3 separate regions of the Mus musculus genome follow, and all the other regions are linked to region 2. Evidence: chromatin loops called from intact Hi-C (ENCODE). Cell type or tissue: gastrocnemius. All regions are shown on one strand.

Region 1 (8,000 bases), 89 kb after region 2:
ATGTATGCTTGAATCCAAAAAAAAGCCAGGATAGAAAAGGAATTGTATTCAATATGACTTACCATCTACAGCCTGGACAACCTAATAAGAGGAGAACCAACCCTTAAAGACCTCCCTCCTCCATCTCCCTCCTCAATCTCCTCCATCTCCTAGCTTTCTTGCTGTTGGTCTGCCTCATACAGTCTGAACTTTCATCACAGTTAACCATGATTAGGAAATAGGAGGATTCTTGGGGGTCAGGAGAGAGGGAGGAGAGAGAGAGAGAGGCAGAGAGAGAGAGACTTGGGGAGATCAGGGGGAGGCAACCCAGCTTACACTCCTTTCCCTGGCCAATACCACTGTGAAGTTATTGTCACTAGTACACAGTCCCCACAACAATCCTCCATCTAGTTATGCCAAGATTAGCACCTACAAACCCAAAATAGCAGCTGACACAACTTTCTATTTGCAGAAGGGCAGGCAGGACGTGTTAACAACAGGCTGGTGAGATCCCTGGATGCTGAGGACAGGCCCAACAGCACAGCGCTGCTGCAGAGGCAGGCAGCCTTGATCTTTATCTGCTGATAACTCCACAGGTTCTTATAAGGGAATTCCAGAACTTTCCTTTGATAAAGCCTTAAAGCCCCCCAGGTCTACTGTTGCCAAAACTAAAATTAGCTTTACTAGACATGGAAAGTCTGTTCATCTGGAAGTGGAAAGAAACAGGCTCTCACTTAATGCTAACTGATTTGGTGTCCTTAGACAAGCCATTTAGCCTCCAAGCCATTTCAAATGTCCTTGTTGATCTTGGGGAAGGTAGGAGCCTCCTCCTCAGAAAACATGGATAGGATCCTGAAGATACTTGGTGAGCCCTCCTCAACAATCATAGGAAAGGGAAAAGGGGAAAGTAGCCACACACTGAAAATGTTCCCCAATTTTACTTCTAATAGAAAGAAAGCCATCAACATTAAGACTTTTAAAGGTCTGAGTGCCCCTGTGGTAAAGAAGGGGTACCCTTTACCCTAATGCCCTCTAGCTTACTATAAAATATCCCTCTATGCTCTCTCACTCCCTAACTGCCCAACCTAAGATCTGTGGCATCCTCAGTGAAAAGCTAGGATGGGAGAGAGGAGGCTGGGAGTAGCCAGAAAGGGAAATGGCTGATCATAGCAAGCAGGAGGTCTCCCAAGCCACAGGATATATAAACACGGCTGTTTTCCCTCTGTAGGAAGTGCCGTTCTATTCATACAACTTCAAAACATTGCATAATTAAGTTGTCTTTACTAAGCACGTACTTTATATATGTCAGTGCGTATTGTTTTATTTACATTATTTGTTACTCCTATTAACTCAGTGAAAGGGGCATGAGTATTCCCATTTTACAGGGGGTAAAACTGACTTTTATGAAAGACTGAGTTTTGTGTCAAACTCTTAGAACTACTTATAAACAGGCCCAAGATGAACTCTGTTAAGTTTCACACAAAAACCTGTGAGTATATGTGTGTATATATGCACATATGTGTATATGTATGTGTGTGTATTTGTATCTATATATCTTATCATTTGGCAAAAAAAACAATAATAGATAAGAGGGGGAAAAACAGAGCATATACTTAATATAAAAAAAAGTTTATAGGAACCAGATAAATACACCCAATTCCCAGTGCTAAGCACTGTAGAACATGAATACTAATGGCAGGGCAGAAAGAGAACATCCCTGGTTAAAGAACAATTGTAGAAACAGCTGATAACTAAGGAAGAGTAAGTTGAGTTCTTTCAAAAGCAAATGTGAACAGTCTGGTTTGCTAAAGCACTCAGTATCTGAAGCCAGGCTCTGTGTGTGTGTGTGTGTGTGTGTGTGTGTGTGTGTGTGTGTGTGTGTGTGTGCACATGCATGCATATGATAAATAATGATAATATAATTATTTAAAGTTATAAAGTTAGAGAGTGTAACAGGATGCTGAGCGCTGCTATTCCTCCTCAGAATCTGGCCACCTTCTCCCTCAGTAGAAATCACTTAAAGAATCATCCAAGTCAAATGCACACTTCATGTCTTTCCCTTAATTCGCATGCTAGCCAATTTCTATGGGGGAAAATATGACAACTTAGTTCAACGGTTCCTTGTCATATTATTGTTAGTCTTTAAACAATCTGTGAGAACCCTTTCTACTTCCTCTGACACTAGCTCTTTCATGTCACCTCATTTTATTATTTAAAATCAAGAATCTTACTCTGACCAGGCACACACTCATTTCCAGCACCCATAGAAGCCAATACAGCACTGGAGGCATTTATTTCATTATTGCTTGTTTTGTTTATTTTGTTATTGTTTGTTTTGCCAAAAGAGCTTTATTGACAACAGATTAATTAAGGACATGAGCGGCTCAAGTCTGTTGCACATATTGGCAGGTGTAGAAAGGAGTTAAGTGGTCTAACAGGGGACGTGGAAGGGGTGTTGGGATAATCCACACCCAGCACACAGGTCCAGTGTCTTGGCATCATTACTATAATACCAGACTACTCCACCATTGCCAAATGCATGTGACAATGACCACTTAGCTATCGGCATGAAATTAAATAAAATAACTCATGCAAACTGTTGGTGCATAGAAAGCACTCCAAAAGTGAAAGAGACCACCTACCCCCCACCCCCACCCCCACTATCTCTATGTCCCAGCTCAGGCTTTATCTTATCAGTTTTGGTGTTACAAACTTGAATCAGAGCTTCAGGCCAAGAAGGCTCATATTTAAGCTTCAATTCAGCTTTCTATCAGCTGGGTGGCCCTGGGGAATCGCTCATTCTTCTTCCACAGCAAGGAAATAAAAGCCCTACTATGCGAGAATGCTGTGGTGTTTACAAATGTGTGGAAAGTGGCTGGCACATGGTAGAGAATAAACAGTTGCTTATGTGTATAGCTTTAGAGCCAACAGCCCATTCGGTGAAATGGGGCTCATGATAATGTTCACAGAGTTGCCTTACTGTGTAATTATAATTCCCAATACCTTAAAACTGGCCTGAGTGTCATTATATGGCTATCTTGCTCATCTGATCATTTTTAAGCACTTTGGGGCCTTCCCTCCAGAGATACCTAAAGCTCTGACCTGAAGCCCATGGAAATAAAGGCACCTATCACTGGCAGTGGATACTAGTCAGCTCAAGGGCAGCCCAGCGTAACTGCAGCCTGAGTTCTATGGAAGCCTTGGAAAGGTTGCATGATTCAGACAAATGTTGTAGGCATGAGATTGCAGGCCAAGAGGAAGAGGTCGGGCTACTATGAGCTGTGGGTCGCATATTCGACAGGCTCATACACTGCATGCCTTGTTCTGGGTCCTTCACAAAGCACCTCTTTAGGGAAAACAAGATGTTCTTTGTAAATAAAAGTTCATGCATTTCAATAATGAAGTCATTTTCTAGTACTGTAGTGAAAGATATTCTCTCCAGCCCTCTGGGTGAGGACTCCACAGAGGAAGAGGAGTGGCCAGTGAAGAGCCACAGGCTATCCCTAGAAAAGGAGAGGAGAACGCATCCAGAAATGGACACCATGCCTCTGGCTCCTGAGGTCATCTACCTCAGGTTCCCTCCCGCCCCTGGAATCCTTTTTCCACCCACTTTCCTGTACACTAGTGGGGGCCACATACAAATCTATATAAATATAGATCAGACATCCGGCGCCTTGGCTGCGTAAATAAGGGATGTGGGGAAGCAATCAGGAACGCTGAATATTCATTTCGAGTCCTTGGAGAGACTCCAAACTGCGAGGGGGAGGGGGAGGGGGAGGCGGCGTCTAGGAAAGGCCTGACCTCGGGGTCTGAAAGCCAACTTGAAGTGGGAGGGCCTGGAAGGGGAAGGTGGAAAGGGAGTGGTGAGAATGAGTGTGGGAAGGAAGCCAGAGCCGCGCCGACCTCAGTCCCAGCCGCCAGGGAGAGGAGGTGGCCAGGAGCGCTCGCCTCGCTCATGCCAGTCTGCTCCCCTGCCTTTTGATGTTCACAGGGCGCTAGCTCCATCCATCTGTAAGTCCCAGAACCCAAGTCTCAGGAGCGGCGGGAGACCGGAGACAAAGTGAGAGAGGTGGATGGAAGCGAAAGACAAGCAGGAGAGAGAGAAGAGACCACGCTGACTCTCACTCCCTCTTCTTTAATACAACAAAGTTGCAACTTGGGCTCCTGGATCTAAATACCGCAGGTCCAGAGAAGACAAAACACCAGGCATCACTGCATCTCTTAGGGGGTACCCACCAAGACCTCCAGGTCCTTCACTCCAGGAAGGGCCCTGTTGAATATCTGCAGAGAGATGGGTTGGAGCACAGCTTGGTGCTCAGTCCTGGCCCTGTGGCTCCTCTGGTGTGCTGTCTGCTCCAACGCAGCGTCAGGGGACGGCAATGCGTTTCCTTTTGACATCGAGGGGAGCGCAGTGGTCGGCAGGCAAGACCCATCGGAGACTAGCGACTCAGGCGTGACACTGGGACGCCTGCCGCCTGCTGCTGAGGTACAGTACCCCCTGCCTTTGCCAACCCGCTCCACACCTGTGTCTACCGTGTCTATGGGCTGGGCCACAATCCTCTTTCTCTCTCCCCATCTGTTTGATAACCTAGGCTTTCATCTGGGCTAGGTCTCCTCAGTTGAAATAAAGGGCTCTGTTTTGAAAGTTTGACTTGGACGTCAGTTGAAAGTTGAGGCTTCCAGTGAGAGTACCCTTCATGTCTGCGTGGGTCTGTTAGACTACATGAGAAATGTATGCAGTATGCAGTGGTGGTCTTTTGGTGTGTTCCAATAGCCATTTTGTCAAACCTTGGCACTTACTGTAAGTGCCCCCTCTCTGTCTCCCTGCTCCTCTTTGCTGTTTGAACAATGAGAGCAATATCACTAAAAAGACCTATCCTGTCTCAAACTAAACAAAAGGTCTTCTGCAAGGCTGGGGTGCTGGGGGTGGGGGTTGTCTGTGAAGGAAGCTGTTAGAAAATTTCAGGGCAGATACCTTAAACAAAAGCAGACCATTCTAATCCAGAAGCAAGATTAAGTCAAGCTCCACTCCCAAAGTAAAGCTGATCAGGATATACTACTGGTCTAAGGTTTATTCAGTGAGCTACTGTTTTTATATATCAAGAGACTTTTCAGTTGAGAAATGGCTGAACTGTAGACATTGGAGGAGAAGGATGGGTCCACAGTAAGTGATTTAAGAGCCTCTGCGCCTGGATTACAGTAGCATGTCCAGGCTGTGGGGGATGCGAAGGAGGAGGAAAATGAAGTCACCTAAGTTCATGGGAAAGGAAAGATCAACTGACCTAACACCACACATGTACAACACACACACCACATACCATACAACACACATACACACAGCAAACATATAACACACACAAATATACATACCACACACACACACACCACACTCACACAACATACACACATACACACCACTCCACATACCACACAGCACACACATGCACACCACATACCATACAACACACATACACACAGCAAACATATAACACACAAATATACATACACACCACACACGCATACCACACTCACACCACACACATATACACCACTCCATATACTACACAGCACACACATACACACACCACACACTCATAACATATACACACAGCATATACACACACAGCACACACACATGCCCACACTAATATATCCATGTCTATAGCAATCATACAGCTAAAGTAGTGATGCAAGTTGCTAAAAGTCACTGAAGTCTCAACTGTTGCTCCTAATTCTACCTTCTGGTAATATAACTACAGCTGTTATTGTTGATTAAAAATAAAATGCAAGATGATCCTTAAGTAAAAGTCCTAGTGGTGCTTCCTCAAAAGGGAGGCAGGTGGGTAGAACCAGAGTGTACCAGTCTCTCGTTTCAGTGCATAGGGTCTACCTAAGGCTCTTTTTTGAAAGGGGCTTCTGATCACACCCAGTCACTGGGGACAGGTCAGAGCAGCCAAACTCCATCCATCAATGGAGAGGAATTGCCTCTCTGCATGCTTGGAACACACCCAGGCAACATTATCTCCACACCTGTTGCTTCCAGCAGGGAAAGTCCCTGAATGAAATGCTTGCCATAAGGACAGAATTGATATTGAGTATAATTCAATTAAACTTGAATTGCAGATAAACAATAAATAATTTTTTATCGTGTCCCAACTGTATGCTAGATTTTTTTCAATATTCATCTTAATTCAACTTATCTAGGCATCCTGTGTTTGAATATGTTAAATCTAAAGAGATGATCATATCATGCATAGTGATTTTTTTTCTGTATTTGCAACTCATAATAATTATTTGAATGTTAGAGGACCTTAAAGTTAATATTGAGACTATGAGCAATTTCTCATACAAGCATATGTCCAGGGCAACGTTAGCAAAGCATTTTAGAGGGCAGACTTGCTAAACATGCTTAAAGCGCAAGCATCTTGACTTTACCCAACTTGCTGATGAAAGAAACAAAACTAAACGCTCAAGGCTTAGGGAAATTATTGACAGCTATTTTAAACTTTATGTTGTTGCCGTGGCAAACGTATTACAGTGTCTGACATAGGTAGAAGTGATTGAACATGCTGAGTTATTACCATAAATGGGTTACATTATTTTTTTTAATCCATATTTGGTGCTATTTCTCAGAGACTTTTATGCTTCTATCTTACTTAATGTTTGTTAATATTGGATCTATGTTTGTCTGTATTCTTCCAGTCAGAAAGACTGTCCCATAGTAGGTTAACTGTGCAGTACCGTCATCGTTTACCATGTGTACTAGTTGAGGAATTTAGGGAAGAGAGAGAAGATACCGGTCATCCCAGGGAGGATCCCAGTAGCCAGGGTGGAACGCCACATTTACGCTTCCCAAGGGTGGTTTCACATAACGCCCAGCTTGCCTGTGGTCCCAGGATGATCCCAGTGCCCTGCCAGCAGGTTTCCCATGCTCTTTATAGCCAGTAAGCAGATCTTAAATCAAATAGATTCCAGAGACTTAATAACATGGCACAACTACTTTACTGGGTTGGGTCAGGAAACCGTATTTACATAAACCAGAATACGGTCACATTATTCATAGGAGGGGTTCAAAATGTGGGTGGGAGGGTACGCTAAAAATATTTCCACTTTATTTGAGTTGGATTTATATGAATGGTCACTCTTCAACCAACTCTCCAAAAGAAGGAAGAAAAAAAAAAAAAAGGCAAGCACGGGTCAGTGGGAGGAGCTTGGCAGAAATCCCCTAATGCTTTTCCCCCAGTTCCCCTGTCACTGGATGCTTGTCCTAAGGAGGCAGGGTCTCTGACCCACAGTAGTGCTCAGTGTGAGCTGGGAGCAAATGTGAATGAAAATTTAACACAATGAAAGGACAGACAAGGCTGGCAGGCCAGGAAGGAAGGGCCCACCTTTGGAAAGACTTTCCCATAGGATGGAAAGAATGTGAAAGAGACACGCCCAAAGAGAACTCTACATCTTACTTGAAGATTTTCCTACCTCCTGCTTCTTGACAAGCAATTTACTGAGTCCACTCCTGCTGAGCACATGGTGACAGCAGCGATTTTTAGTAGGCAAGGGCAGGCAAGAGGGAGACTAGGAGTTTCAGAAGGAACCTTCAGTATCCTGACAAGACTTTAAAGAAAGAGAGGCTACTCACTTTGTCAAGTATACTGTAGCAAGTAATAACTAAGTTTAAGGTGTGTGTGTGTGTGTGTGTGTGTGTGTGTGTGTGTGTGTGTGTGTGTGCAAACGTGTGTATGTGTTATGAGAGTGTGTGTGAGTGTGTGTATGTGTGAGTATGTGTATGTTTTGGGTAATATGTTGGCTCAGAACTTTCTCTGCTTCACTATAGGACTGATGCAATTTCTAAAAATAATGAAACACAGGCAGGGCAATCTTCATGTATGGATTTTGTTGAAATGATCAGAATCCAGCTAAAGTTTTCGTGACTAACACAGAAGTACAGGGAACCAGAGGGAAAGAAGGAATGGAGAGAGAGTGACACCAGGGAATCAGTATCAGAGTATCCTTGGGGAAAGAGA
Region 2 (8,000 bases):
GACTATTGTGAAAGGTGTTGTTTCCCTAATTTCTTTCTCAGCCTGTTTATCCTTTGTTTATAGAAAGGCCACTGATTTGTTTGAGTTAATTTTATATCCAGCTACTGCACTGAAGCTGATTATCAGGTTTAGGAGTTCTCTGGTGGAATTTTTAGGGTCACTTATATGTACTATCATATCATCTACAAATAGTGATATTTTAAGTTCTTCCTTTCCAATTTTATTCCCTTGATCTCCTTTTGTTGTCTAATTGCTCTGGCTAGGACTTCAAGTACTATATTGAATAGGTAGGGAGAAAGCGAGCAGCCTTGTCTAGTCCCTGATTTTAGTGGAATTGCTTCAAGTTTCTCTCCATTTATTTGATGTTGGCTATTGGTTTACTGTATATTGTTTTTATTATGTTTAGGTGTGGGCCTCGAATTCCTGACTTTCCAAGACTTTTTATCATGTATGGGTGTTGGATTTTGTCAAATGTTGTTTGGGGGCCTTCTGGGGCTTACTCAAATTTTGACTTGGTATTCTTTTCAATATCAGTCAATGTTTTTAATATTAGGGATAGCAAAATAGTTGCCAAATACTTAGCTTATATTTTCCCAACCTTCAAAAAATAAAATAAATTCACATCTCTCCTTTGTGATCCATTCATGAAAGCTTCCCCTGTTCTTGAAACTTTATATCACAAATCTTTGACTGGCATTTAATGCAACAGAGTTCTTTTTTTTTAAATATTTTTATTAGGTATTTTCCTCATTTACATTTCCAATGCTATCCCAAAAGTCCCCCATACCCCCCCCCAACTCCCCTACCCACCCACTCTCACTTTTTGGCCCTGGCATTCCCCTGTACTGGGGCATATGAAGTTTGCAAGCCCAATGGGCCTCTCTTTCTGTTGATGGCCGACTAGGCCATCTTTTGATACATATGCAGCTAGAGTCAAGAGCTCCGGGGTACTGGTTAGTTCATAATGTTGTTACACCTATAGAGTTGCAGATCCCTTTAGCTCCTTGGGTACTTTCTCTAGCTCCTCCATTGGGGGCCCTGTGATACATTCAATAGCTCACTGTGAGCGTCCACTTCTGTGCAACAGAGAGTTCTAAAAAAAAATAAAATAAATAAGGACACAGCATTCTATTAAACTATTAGGATACCTTTGTTCACAATTGACAAGCAATATTCATCTTTTACTCCAAGTTGCAAGAGGATATACAAGAGGTAAAGACTAACCTTAAGGGTCTTTATATGAAATAAAAGGAATGCAGCCAATGTCTGGATATGCAAATTGAACTGGAGTTCTGATCTCTGCCTTGAGCTTTGGCTGGTCTGATGTGACTGGAGATAAGAGGTGGTGGAAATGATAGCTGTCCCCTTCCATGATCCACTTAGTCTTCATAAAGGAATTCCAGACCCATGTGTTCAGGGTGGGAAAAACATTCTATGTCATTGCCATAATAATGGTAATGAACTAGTTTGAAAGCTTTAAAGAAGTTCTTCACATTATTTCCTCTTAGCCCTGTGTCAAATGACATAGAAAGACACCATTATCTCCATTTTACAGAAGAGAGACATGAGTTATCTATGGTGCACCATAGTATGGAATATGCTATGGTTTTATCATCAGAAACATATAGTCTTGTGAGTGAGGCAAAAGGTAGTGAAGGAGCAATCAAGGGTACTCAAGAGAATGCATACCAATTAAATACAAATCAAGTCAGTGCAAATTAAAAACAACAAAATACAATGCTTGATACTATTAATGATGAATGCTGGACATGTAACTCTCAATGTTGACTAGATTGTTAAATAAATTATGTAGACACTAGTGATTAAATTGGAGTTAACTTTGTATAAAGAGAGAGAAAGCACACATATCAGACAAGGAGCATATTTAAAAAGCCCTGCAATAGAGCTGTAAACTAGATATGGAAAGAAGAGAGGGCAAAGAGTAGGCTGGACTGGTGGGAATAAGCCTTGTTAAGATTTGGCCATTGGGTTGGAGGGTTCAAGGCAGAGTTCGAAGGTGCTCCCTGAATTTGTGAGCCCTGGGAGAAGCATTACAAGAACAGGAATGTGATTTTAAAAATCATCTTTAGGAAGACTGAAATGATGAGAACACACTAAGCACATACTAGGGCTATAACAGAGTTGAACAGTTATTATTATAACAGGGTTTAAAATGCTGGTGCATTCTTCCAGAGACGAGGAGCTATCAATCTATACAGTGGTCATGAGGATTGAAAAGACAGAAAGTAAAAGGACTAAATTCAGAATCAGAGATGCTTCAAAGGCTCTCTCCAAGGGTGAGAGCCCCAGGAGGGGATGCTCTGCTGACTCTAGAAAGGGGAGCTAGGCAAAAATATAACTTAGGAATGAAAACTGCTGTGCAGCTGTGGACAGCAGAGTGGAAGCTAGATGAGATACATATGTTTTCACGTATTTACACTTATAATTGCTCATGTACAAGGCCTAATAAACACAGTTCCCTGCCCCTCCTCAAGGTCCCAGAGCTGAACCAGCTTACAAAAAAAAAAAAAAAAAAAAAAAAAGTCATTACTTTTAAACCTTGTGACTGGGATTGTTAGAGCAGATGAGCCCTCCATTGTAACAAATGTAAATTAAAAATTTCGATGTGTGAGGAATAAGATTTGAGGAGTATTTGCAGTCACCGGATTGGAAAGGCTAACAAAAGTAGTTAAAGAGCAAGAGAGCCCTAGCTTCCTCTGAAAACTGCACCATTCCCTTCTCAAGCATCATGTGTTAAAAACTCACATTTACGGTCAAAGGTGAGAATGGCAAAATTAATCCAGAAAGCAGAGTTACTCTGCTGAGGAGACCCATTTGAAAGTGAAATAGAGGTCAAAACCCCACTCTGACATAGAAATTGGAAACTGCCAGATGTTCCAACACTCTAGTACAATTCAAAAGGGCAGGAGTGGAGGATTATTAACCATTACAGCTGGCAACGTAGAATTTATGTTTTCTTTGTTATGTGAAATGTACAGTCATAACAGAAAACATTAAAAATATGGGCAGGTTCAAAGAACGTGTCAGAAAACAATATAAATCAAATCTAGGTGCAATGAATAGAACTGCCAGCAGAGGGCCCACTTCAACGCCTGGCAAATTCTCAAGGCAGACAAACTCCAAAGGGAAAAGACTTTGATTGCCTGGAAACTTCTGATTCCAATCGAAAATGTTCATGCCCAGAAATAGCACAATTGACCTTTCTTTTTTATAACTGAGTTACAAAAGCAATATTTAGACTTTCAGGTCTTAAGGCTTTCTTTAAAGTTTTTCTCACCATGCTTTCTGCTTAATGAGAAATTTTATATGACAGTCTCAATGTCATATTTCGGGATAATGTAGACATAGAATACCTGAGGGTGGAAGAGTGACTTTCACAGCCTCTCTACAGTACTTCAGACTATCTTGCTGATAACACAAACAGCCACTCTATAAAACTGGCTTTTGGCGGGGTTGGTTTGGTTTTTTTGCCGCATAATCCCTAGGTGGAAATGTGCAATTTACAAACACAGGAAGGGTGACTCTGTAGCAAGGAATCTTTAACAACCCAAGGCCTCAGGAAATGCACATCTGTTAAACACCATGTTTGAATGTCTGATCAAAATCTCCTTTGCATTTTTAAAAGACATCCGTAGATCATCTTGCATCATTTTAAGTCAGAATGTCTCTATTTCGCGTGACATTCTCAGTCAGCTACTTTTAAATAATTGTGAAAAATATAGGTGCCAACAAGACTTGTCTTGACATGTATTTACATCTGCGGACTGTCCTTGGAGAAAACTGTGATTTTTCAAAGTTAGGTAAGGTAGTTGACTTTTTTACTTAGATGTCCATTTCTTGCCTTGTCTTTGGATTGGAGGTAATATGGTTATCTATATCAAACGCCAAAAAGCTTTAGCCCACAAAGCCCAAATCTAGCCTACTGCCTAATTTTGTATGAACTACAAGGTAAGAATAGGCTGTATATTTTAAAATGGTCTTTAAAAGTCAAAATAGATGTAGTTTTCATGACATGAAAGTTATATATGAAACTGCTCACTGACCACTGTTTGATCTTTCATCAAAAGTTGTGGAATTTGTTTGCTTTCTGCTATACAAGCATTTACCTGGTAAGCTCAATTTTGCTTCAAGTCTTATGAAACCTAAAACACTATATTTACTCTCTAGTTCTGTATGGGAAAAGCTTGCCAAATTCTGAACTATGTCCTCCTTAACGCTCCTTGTGTTCTTCTTAATAATAAACCATGTTGCCCTGGAAGCACTGGAAGCAAAGAACTTGCAGACCTAGTTTCTCCAGGTAATCAGTGTTTGGAATTGCCTGAGTAGCAACAAGAAAACTGCTGTTTGCATCCTAGACTCAGAGTTCAACTTCTCTGGCCTGTGGTCTAACCAGAACCTCAATATTCTTGAAGATCCCCAGGTGATTCGAGTATGCGGTTTGCAGAGCTCTTTAGTTAGTGCTTTGGCAAATGCAACCCCTGCCCCCAGCTCAGGGGGCTCATTTTTGCTCCTTTAAGAGACCCAAGTGATCCTTCCCACCAGCCCCATGGGCTGGTGGCCTCCGGTTATTGAGGACAAAGTGGGCAGAGGCAAGGGACCGGTTCAGGACAGCTGGGAATACGGAAGTGTTGACTGACTTCTAAGGTCTGCTTCAGTGAGGCAACTCAATTTTATTCAGGGTGATGAAGGGTGGTTATAGATTTGGGGAGTGGGTAGGGAATCCCAAGGTGGATATACATTATTGACTAGGGTGGAGGCCTAGGAATGCTTCATCTACATAAAGAAGAATTCCAAGAACCTGGAGGGCAGGTTCTTATCCGAAGAGAGGAAGTTGAAGGGAGAGAGGAAGTTGAATTTGTAATCTGGCCACTGACTACTTCAGAGGTGAAGATGGTAGAGGTAGAAGTAGAGGTCGAGGTCGTGTGCTGGAGCGAGCACACAGGCTAAGAGCAGGGAGAGAGCTCTCCCAAATCCTACCAATCCTAGGATGAGATTTTGGGGTTTGGGTCACCTCTGAATCTCACATTTGCTTCAGGCCAGCTCCTGGAATGAACATCTCCACAGCCCCACAACCCCAAACTCTCCAAACTCCTGCCAAGTTCTTCAGTCCAGCCACTCCAGGACCATCCTAACAGCTAGTTTCAAGCCAGCCCATCACAGAGCTGGCCCCTTTTACTTTCTGAATGAAATCTCCTTCTTGTCTGTTTTCTCCTCTCCAACAGCATAGTGATTGAAAAGCGGTCTTAAGCCTAGCAGGTTTTAATGAGAGGTGCGGCCTGGAACAAATTCCTGAGTCAATGTGCTCATCTATGCCTTCAATAATAAGCCTGCTTTTAAATGTTTAGCTCTTAGAAATTTTAAAGATCACATGAGCTTTTCTTACTACTTGCTTAGATTGACACCACCTGGGCCCTTGTTAGGTATTTAGAATCTCAAGGCCCTTCTGGGCCTTAGAACCAGCATCTACATCTTACTGGCTTCCCAAGATGGTGTATACACATACATGCATTACATTTTAAGCAGAGCACTGGAAGCGTTGAAATTCACTAGACACGGGGCTGTCTCTTCTTTAAGGCTGGCTTTTATGCACAAACTGGTTTGCTTACAGTTTTTAAATCCATCTATCTACTATGAAACCAGATGAGGCTGTGGCAGGATTGGAGGTGATTAAGACAAATAAAGTCACCTTCATGCCTCCCTCTGATAGTCATGATCCTAGAGGTGCATAGCTAGTGAATTAAAAGAGCTCTTGTAAAGCTTACACACATACATGCACATATATACACATACATACATACATACACGTGCATACACACACACACACACCTGATGATGGCCTGCTGCAGAGCCTGTGGCCTGCTTCAGACAGCAGGGCCTCACCCAGTTGTCCTTGGACATTGTCTGGTAAGAGTGAGAAGTTGAGATCAGATGGGGTGCAGAAACTAGGATGTGACTATTCAGAGTGAGAAGCAACATGGAGACCAATAAATGCCAACACGTGGAACAGAAAAGTGGGACGCAACCCTGTCCTTGTCAAAGATTTCTGGAAGGAGATACGATTTGACACAAATCAAAAGGTTTATAAAGTTAACATGTTGAGTGGAATACCAAATATAAGCTGAGCTGCCCTAATCTCCGCATCGAAACCTGAAATTCTTCAGAATCTGGAACTTTCTGGGTACGGAAATGATGCCATCCATGGGAAAGTCCACATCAGAACTCATGTGACCCTGCAGTCCAACCTCATGTATATGAAAGCAGGATTTCACTTTAGAGACATGGCTTCATCAGGAACCCCCTGGGCGCCTACATTTAAGTCAGTTTTCTGTGCCTTCAGAAGGGCCAAGCTGGAGATTGTCTTAACTAAGCATTTATTTCTAAGTTAGGGCGGGTCTATAAAAGCTAAGGGAAAAAGAACATTCCATAATTAACTGAGGTATTTGGGTCATATCCATGGAACTGAGTGAGGTCATCTGCAGATCCGTGTCAAAGGCAGGATGCCGAGTACTTACTTAAATCCCTAAGTACTGCATGTTCATGCCACCCTGTGTTTTACTGAGCATGAGAAGTTTTGCCTTTGACTTTTCTCAAAGCGCTGGTAGAGGGGCTGGAGAGATGGCTCAGCGGTTAAGAGTACTGACTGCTCTTCCGAAGGTCCTGAGTTCAAATCCCAGCAACCACATGGTGGCTCACAGTCATCTTTAATGAGATCTGATGCCCTCTTCTGGTGCATCTGAAGACAACTACAGTGTACTTAGATATATTAATAAATAAATTAAAAAAAGAGCTGGTAGAGGGCTGAGATCATGAGGTCTTTAAACTCTATGTGGTCAAAGATGCTCTAGAGGAAATTCAAACATCCCTAATTCAAACAAGCCGATGTTTACTGAACACCTGCTCAGTGCTGCTGAGAGGTTGAACTTCCCTACCTGATAAGTGAGCCAGAGCCAAGTCCTGTCCATTTTGTCTAAAGGGAAAAGAGAGAGATGTGGTAACACAGCCAAATGTTACCATCTTACCCCTCCCTGTTTTTACAATGAGCTATGTTGCCTCGGTGCAAGGTCTCCATTACTTTCCAGATGAGAGGTCTGATTTCCTTTCTTGATCTATTCATTTTGAATGGATGCTGGCTTGCTTCAGCTGAGTTATCAATCCAGTTTCAAATCCAGATATTAAAAAAAGAAGGAGGAAGTGGGGAAGGAGAAGGAGGAGGAAGAGGAGGGGGAGAAGGAGGAAGAGGAGGAGGAAGAGGAAGAGGAGGAGGAAGAGGAGGAGGAGGAAGAGGAGGAAAGGTGGGGAAAAGAAAATGATGGAGTTAACTTTAGCCCCTGGACATGTATTCTTAACCTCTGACTTCTTGATGTGCAATTAACATGCCATTCCCCATATGTAAAAATTGTAGAAAGTACCCCAGAGAAATTTCCCATCATCACTGGTAGAAAGCCATTACTGAGTATATTGCTGTGGCTCCGTGGTGCATTTCCTCATTTTTTATGTCTACACTCTTCCTCTTGACAATGTTGAGTTCAGGGTAGAAGTCGAGGAAACTTACTCACTCGGAAGCTTAAAAATAGAAGTGTTATTTTCTGAGCACACAGGAAGGCAGCCAGTTCAGGATCTGAACCACCTCCCCAAAAGGAGACTGTACAACATTTTTATAGGATGGGAACACAAAGCAAGCGGGATGGGGTGAGATGCTGCATTGACCAATCATATTTTGACACGAGGGGTTAAACAAGGAAGTTAACATTGGTGACTGGGCCTTATCTAGAACACCTGGTTTCAGGGTCTTTGAGTCAGCTTTTGCAGACAGGTCCTTTCCTGGACTCTGGCCTGGAATTTTAAAATGATTAGGAAAACAGGAATGAGCCAGCTGCATGTAGTCCATTAAGTCAAGAGACGCAGCACATTCGTGAGTTGTGTGTCTTAGCTCAGATAACAGGATAACAGCATCTTCCCTTTTTACATCCTGTACTGGT
Region 3 (8,000 bases), 190 kb after region 2:
AAAAACAAAAACAAAAACAAAACAAACAAAACCCAGATCCTTTCACAAATGATACACAGAAAGTAGCTGACCCAGGTCAGTTAACTTGGGCATTTAGCTCTCCCAGGAAGATGCCTCCAGGCTCCCAGGAATTCTTTCAAAATTTTATAGAAGAAAGGTCATCACTTTTATACAAACACTTAGAGAAATATGAAATAGTAAAAGAAATATGCTCCAGATTTTCCTATAAAAGCCAACAAAATGTAAATATCAAAACCTCAGTAGGGCATAGAAAAGGGGGAAATGCAAGCCAGATTCTCTTACAGACACAAAAATCCTAATCAGCCAGGTATGGTGGTTCATGCCTGTAATCTCAGCATTCAGGAGGCTACTGAGGCAGGAGGTTGACTACAAAGCCAAGACCAGCTTAGACTAGAGAATATGATCCCAGCTCAAAAATAAATAAATAAATAAATTTTAGCAAATCAAATACACCATGTATAGAAGTGGTAGCATATGGTGAAAAACATAAATTTATAACAGGATTTCAAAGGTAATTTAATATTTAAAGTATCGCAGCCCACCATATTTACAAGCTGTAGGAGAAAATTCATATGCTCATGTCGCTATTCACGGGAAATCTTTTTTATATACTTTCTCTATATGTAAAATGTAAAATGGACAATTCTACAACATGTATCTATAGGATATATATCATATATATGTATGTATATATATATATGTATATATATATGTATATATATATATGTGTGTGTGTGTATATAATAGTCTTCCCCTTCTCCAACTCCTCCCAGATCACAACATTCCTACCCACTTCACTTCATTAATAAAACAACACAAATCCAATATTTTTTAAACTCTTAGTAAACAGAGAACAGGAGAAAATTTCCATAATCTAATAAAGAATAATCAAGTAATATTCAGCAAACACATTCATGATAAAATATTAAAAGGCTTTTCCAATGAGACTGCAAACAAAGACAGGTTATACGCATTACTAATTCTATACATAAATACCTAGCTTAGTTTTTTTTTTAAAAAAAAGCTGGAAATTAGCATTTAAAAATAACAGTTTTCAGTAGCATCAAATACCTAGGTGAAAAATTAATAGAATTCAATAAGAATGGTACATATAAAACTAGAGCATACTACTAAAAGACAATAAAGATGCTCAATAGTAGAACCCAGTATTTTGTGCAATAAATATGTTTAAAATACAGATAAAATATTTAAGTAAAAGTTTAAAAGATCAATAGACACCATATTTAATGAAGGACTCAACTCTAAAATAGACAATTCTACACCATGTATCTATAGGTGCAATACAATGCTAGTTGAAACACTGTAATACTGTGGATATATAGATAGACCTAATTCTGGAATTTCCTCAAGAAGAGAGAGAAAATTCCAGTAGCCAGTCTTGAAAAGTAAGAGCAAAGTGTCTAAATGATAACACATGTGAGTAACACTAAATAGACTGAGTGGTTGCGTTTGTACAGCTATAAGTATGATACATTAATGAATGATGATATTTATAATAATATATATGATAATTAATCAAAGACAAGCAAAATGCTAGAGACGACACATGAAAGGAAGAAGGACTGGGGGTAGAGGAAGGGAACAGTGAGGAGGTCAGGACATGATAATATGGGATTGAAGATGATCAAGGGATGTTACATACATGTATGCAATGTCACAATGAAATCCATTGGTTTTTTTTGCAATTGGAAGATGCTAATGAAAATGAAAAAAAGATATCAAGACTTATGACTTTATAGATATCAAAACAAATATATAAAAAATCATAGTACTTTGTCATGTCATTGGGGGGACACACCAAATTTAAAACCACACAATATTTTCACTCACACGCACATACCCTCCAGCACACACACACACACACACACACACACACACACACACACACACATGTAGTTAAAAATAAAATAAATCTTTCCAAAGTGAAGAAGCTGGAAAGATGGGTCATCAGGTGAGAGGACAAACTGCTCTTGCAGAGAATGCCAGCTTGTCGCCCTCTGGTGGCTCACAATCTCTAAGGAGCTCCAGGGGAGCCGATGCCCTCTGCTGGCCTCTGTGAGCATATGCAGTACCGTACACATACCCCACAGAGACACAAACATATACACATAAATAAAAATAAAATAAATCCTCAAAGCTAGATAATGGCAGACAGAGACTGAACTCCAAACAGTGGTGATCTCTGGCTAACCATGCAGAGTCCACAGGAGCCTGGCGAGTGCTCATACCATTCTGTCTTGATGGTGTCCATGTGGCTGTATTTTGTGTTCACTGTGTAAAAATTCACCAAGCTGTGCATATATAATCTGTGCCATGTCTTAGGTACATGACATATAAAAATTTTATTGAGAGAACTGCAGGGACATAGTCAGATTCTCTTATAACCATGTATCATCATGTAAATAGAATTTTTTTTAATTTATCATTTGTGCTCCTAGATAATATTAGTCACAGCTTTGCTCTGTTTCTCAAAAAAATTAGCATCGTGACATCCTAAGTCACTCCCAACCAGTGTCAGTAGTTTTCAGCTATCCTGAACCTCTTATTCTGAACTCCTTTTACCAGAACAGACCATCTGTTTCTACAGTGCTAGAGTATTCCATATCCACTATACAAGTCAGAGGTCACACTGCCGAGGTGGAAGCTTCCTTCAGGCATCATGGACCACCTGGTACTTTCCTCTGCTTCTTCTCTGCAGGCAATGATGAAGCAGTGGCTGACACCAGCAGGCGTGTGGGTGGAGCCCTGTGGAGGAAGGGCGCCCTCAGAGACAGACTGAATGATGCTGTTAAGCAACTACAGGCAGCAGAGAGAGGTAAGGATCCAGAGCTTCAAGATCCTGTGTGTTTGTCCACTGGTGTAAAACAGCCTTGTGGGGGGGGGGGGAGATTAGGTGACTCCTTTGTCATCAGCTCCCTACTCATCTTAGGGTGTTTGTTCTCTCCTGACCAAAAAAGAAAAAAGTTCATTACTATCCAAGAACTACCCTCAGAAATAAAGCTACAACCATATCACCCAGAGATGAGCATTAAATGAAGAATTTTCTTTCCATCTTTGCTCTGTGCCGCGTGCATATGCCTGCATGTGTTTGAGTAGGATCGTGCTGTTCATACTGCTTGGTTGCCTCTCTTCTGAATGTTATTCCTTGCTTGCAGTATGCCCTAATTTGGTCATTAGATTACTCTGGCCCCCCACTGTAAACAGCATCCTTCTGTTAGATGTCAAGTTGTTCTTATCAAATAAGCAAGGAGATCAGTGTGCCAAGTAGAGAAACAAGAGTGTTTCTCTTGCCTGTTTTGGGACCTGAGTCAAGGTGTCTTGAAAGGCTGTGACTGGACGCAGATGTGCCTTCCTGGGTGCCGCTGGCTGCTGGATATGGGTGTTGTGTTGTGCTGACATGAGCTGGCCTCGGAGGCCAGGAGCCCTGACCAGGAGAGTGTGCATGTGCTGAAAAGCCTAATCGGAGCTAGAGATGACTGGGGTTTGCTGGGTCTGTGTTGTGGAGACCAGAGTCACAGTTTGCCTTCCAGATGAAGAGAATCCTGAGGTTTGCTGAGGCTGAGAACCTTTCTCCAACGGGTGCAGCTGATAGGAGGGAAATCCAGGATTCAAACCAATGTCCAGCCAGATCCGGAGCACAGAGGATTAAACAAAATGTTTCTTCACTTTAAAAACTTGAAGTTAGAAATATCAACTAAGTATTTTTATTACAAAAGTAGTGAATTACCCTTATAGAAAAAAATGTGAAAACCCACATTAGAGAGTGGAATAAAAGAAGAAAAAAATCACCTATAATCCCATCATCTAGAAAAAATTTATAGTTGTAAATTTACATTATCTTTATTTTAAATGTGCAGTAAGCTTTATCTGTGTATACAATGTATGCCTCTGTGTGTGTGTGAGAGAGAGAGAGAGAGAGAGAGAGAGAGAGAGAGAGAGAGCGCATATATCATAGATCATGGCTCCACTGTACACTTTGAAAGTCAAGGAACAACCTCAGGTACTGGTCTGCACAGTTCAAAACAAGGTCTCAAGTTCCCGGAACTCACCATGTTAAGGTCACCAGGTTGGCCTTGAACTTGCCTTGATCCCCCTGCCTGTACCTCAAGACTGAGATTACAGCTATGCCTCACTACACTTGGCTGTTTTATTGTTTCTGTGAGGTAGGGGCCTGGTCATGTAGCCATGGCTGGCCTAGAACTTCCTATGTCCCCTAGCTATACTGGCCTCAGACTTGTGGTAATCTCTGCTGCCCCCTGCTGGTTCACAAGCTTCTAGGGATACTTCTGTAGGCTTGCCAATTTGCTATGCCACTGGCTTGCAAATGTGCACTACCACTTCTGACCTCATGTGGGTTCTGGGAAACCCCATCCAAATATGTAATAATTTGTTAGTGAAACTTGGATCTTAACATTAAAGCTTTTCTGAACCATGTTTTTCTTTTGAAAAGAAAAACCTTTTCTTAGTAATTTACTTCTGTTCTAAATGTAGCATCATTTTTTATGGCAAAACTTCTTCCACAAGAAATTACTTTTCCATAGAAGGAAGAGGCTTTTATGGTGAAGTTCAGACGTGAACAACACAGAAGCTGAAACTTTGTATGCATTTTCTGTCACTTTCAAACCAGATTACTAACCTAAATAAATACTAAGGTTTCTTGTTTGTTGCTGCTGACTGTTGTTATTGGTTTGGTTTTGCAATTTACTTCTTAATTTTAAAACATTTTAGGTAATCATTTTTGTATTATCAGGACTGTAGGGTCTTACCAACTCATATCAATGCTGTTTATCATATTCCAGTTCATATAACTTATAACACAGTCATCATATATTTAAACGTCTTAGTCTCCTTTCACAGCCCAAAATTTGAGGTCCATTTGACCCCAGTGTTTGCAATGAGATCCATCCATGCTCTCCAGTAAAGGGAACATCCCTCTACTCTGTGTGCAGGGGACGCCCACCAGCGCCTGGGCCAGTCCAAGCTCTTCATTGAGGAAGCTAACAAGACGACAGCGGCTGTCCAACAGGTTACCACACCAATGGCTAACAACCTCAGCAACTGGTCCCAGAACCTGCAGACCTTTGACTCATCTGCATATAACACTGCAGTGGACTCTGCTCGGGACGCAGGTACCTCTCGAAAGCTTTACCATCTTGCCTGCCTGAAGAATTGGTCATTAAACTCTGCACAGTTTTTGATAAGATACAGGGTGTGCTATTTGCCTTTCAGGTTAGAAAGCTGTAGAAATTACTTTAGAAAAAGAGAAGTATTTTACTCTGCTCATCTGTATTTACCTAGAGTATAAATTTATCTGGATTCTAGACACTTATGTATGTACCTACATGATATATACATAAATTAACAGATAGGTGCATTGGTAGAAGTAATACCGTAGTTAAATTGATGAAGTGGGTTTTATTATTATTATATGGCAGCATTTATAATGGTAGCAAATATCCTTACCAATGTAAGGCTGATCTTTTAGCACATAAGTTTAATCAAATGTTAAATAACTTCAGCAAAATACTGTCTTACTTTAGAAGAAAAAATATCTAGTAAATGGTATTGATCTTCTCACTAACTCACATTCGCTTTCTGTTTGCCTGAGTGAATCAGATTATTACCAACAAATATCAACTATGTGTCTTGGCCAATTCACATATACAATTTTTTAGCAATGAAAATGATATCTATTAATGTCTACCTAATGTAGTTTGGTATATGTAGTTTAAAATCACATAATAACAGAGAATTTCTTTTTTCCATGCTCACATTTTTACTCAGAATCTTCATAATCTCTTGGATATCAGTGTCTACCACTGTCATGACAAATTGTGATTGGCATTGCTAGTTATTCTCTACAAACTATTCTCCAGGGTAGCTTTACAGAACACCTCTCAATTCACAATAGTCATGAATCCATAGCTGGTGTTTCTGGGGTGGGGGACTGGTCTATGTGTTATTCAGTGTTTGCATTTTTTTCTCTGTTTTACAATTATTTTCATCTTCTTTCATTTGTACTATTGAGTTCTCTGTCTTAGTTAGGGTTTCTATTGCTGTGAAGAGACACCATGACCAAGGTAACTCTTATAAAGGAAAACATTTAATTGCTGCTAGCTTACAGGTTCAGAGGTTTAGTCCATTATCATCATGGAAGAAAGTATGGCAGCACACAAGTAGACTTGGTGATGGAAAAGGAGCTAAGGCTCACACTGGGTAAAACTTGAGCATAGGCCACCTCAAAGCCCACCTCCACAGTGGCACACTTCCTCCAACAAGTCCACACCTCCTAATAGCACCACTTCCTCTCTGCCAAGAACTAAACAGATGAGTCTATGAGGGCCATTCCTATTCAAACCACCATGTTGTAATAAGCACCAAGCTAGCACCGAATGAAATTGTCTCAAGCTACTGTGTTTTTTCTCAAACAGTATTTGGTGATTTAAAACAAAGTAAATTAAACAACACACCATAATATAAGAGACTTTAGAGTCTATGTGAAGAGGGTGAGAAGTCTGTGTTGTATATCTTTCCATCAGCAGAAGAGTCTTGCTTGCCATGTCCCCTTGCCTGGGTCCTCATCAGAGGCGGCAAAGCTGCCCTATCTCTATGGCAAAGCTGCCCTCTCTCTATGGCAAAGACAGCTTTGACTTCAAGCTCCTGGTTTCCTCTGTTAACTCCATCTCTGCTGTAACAGCAGCCGCAGCCATATATATCAGTAAAATCCTTTTCACCTGTTGTATCAGTCTGTATTATAAACATGTGGAGCCTAAGCTATAAGATTAAAAGAACATCTGTATGTTGGTCATGGAGCCTGCCCTTTAGAATGTTCACTGCAAGTCAGCACACACCACATTCCACTTATGAATCAATATGTGCTCTAAATGTCACAGAAAAGAACAGAATGGATTATGCCTTGAGCTCTGCTATTCATTTTGTAAGGTTAAAAATGATGTCCATAGATCTACCAGCGGTAACATGTTTGCCGGACCTCACTTGGTTTTTAAAATAGAATTAAATATTCAAGTGACCCACTTTCCTTATTGCAGTGAGAAACCTCACCGAGGTTGTCCCCCAGCTTCTGGATCAGCTTCGTACTGTGGAGCAGAAGCGGCCTGCAAGCAACATTTCTGCCAGCATCCAGAGGATCCGAGAGCTCATTGCTCAAACCAGGAGTGTCGCAAGCAAGGTATGTGGTGAGACGTATCATCAGCTCCTGGGGATGATGGGAAATGATGCTGAGCTCTAGCCCCTCAGCAGCTCCTGAGGCCTGGCACCTTCCTATTATGTTAGTTACTAGAACCACGTGAGATGCTTTGGACAGTAAACCTGTAGGGCCTGGTGGCATATGACTATAGTCCAAGCACAAGGAGGCAAAGGGAAGAAGAGACCACAGCAAGTTGCAGGCCAGCTTCATCTACACAGCAAGTTCCCAGCCACTGGGCTTCATGGCAAGATTATATCTCAGGAAACATACAAATAAAGAAATCTTCTTTTAAAAAGTAAACCAAGGAAGGTTCAGCATTCATCACCTTTTAAGTCACATAGTTATCCTGATGTGCAGCCAGAATTAACCACAAAGTTCTAGTCAGAAAAGCTCATAAACAGAAATCCATTTAAGCATCAATCAAAAGACTCAATGTTAGAATTGCTCATTTTTAATGGCTGTGTTACTACAGTTAACATACGGAATAGTCTTGCCCATCTGTCCACCTGCAAAACTTCTCTGGTACAACACATAGTATGTGAAAGTTTTATTGATTGCTCTGCAAACTTAACCAATGAATCACAAGTGGAAGAAACTAAGCAAAGGTGAGCATCTTAGGTTCTGTTACAGAGGTCACTGGGCAATGAGACACCTGGAGTCAGCATTGTCAGAGCAGATCCTTACCCAGTTAACATCCCCATGTGCCAGAAGAGGACTCGTGCTTGGGCCTCTCTTTTAATTTGTTGTTATT

Evidence for each region. Peaks named below come from ENCODE experiments on the same cell type or tissue, not always from the same donor. Only the 100,000 strongest peaks of a DNase experiment are listed, where the experiment ranks them.
Region 1: a loop joins it to region 2, with 3 times the contacts of the local background. A loop is called at or near these places in 8 of 42 quality-filtered maps.
Region 3: a loop joins it to region 2, with 7 times the contacts of the local background. A loop is called at or near these places in 8 of 42 quality-filtered maps.

What each region holds. Positions count from the first base shown.
Region 1 is chr10:38,961,685-38,969,684 of GRCm38, forward strand. It overlaps Lama4 (laminin, alpha 4), which reads left to right and starts at 3,831. Exons shown (of 38, transcript NM_010681.4): 1 at 3,831-4,465. The coding sequence starts at 4,271. In gastrocnemius, CTCF peaks have their summits at 3,923 and 4,433; DNase peaks (open chromatin) are centred at 3,882 and 4,359; H3K4me3 peaks cover 4,765 bases; H3K27ac peaks cover 6,038 bases.
Region 2 is chr10:38,872,970-38,880,969 of GRCm38, forward strand. No RefSeq gene overlaps it. Among named protein-coding and RNA genes, the nearest start is that of Rfpl4b, 55 kb to the left of the region's middle. In gastrocnemius, a CTCF peak has its summit at 3,092 (motif pointing right); a DNase peak (open chromatin) is centred at 3,097; H3K27ac peaks cover 1,382 bases.
Region 3 is chr10:39,062,864-39,070,863 of GRCm38, forward strand. Lama4 (laminin, alpha 4) reads left to right here. Exons shown (of 38, transcript NM_010681.4): 16 at 2,741-2,857; 17 at 4,992-5,171; 18 at 7,092-7,231. Among named protein-coding and RNA genes, the nearest start is that of Fam229b, 67 kb to the right of the region's middle. In gastrocnemius, CTCF peaks have their summits at 2,078 (motif pointing left) and 4,318 (motif pointing left); DNase peaks (open chromatin) are centred at 2,060 and 4,313.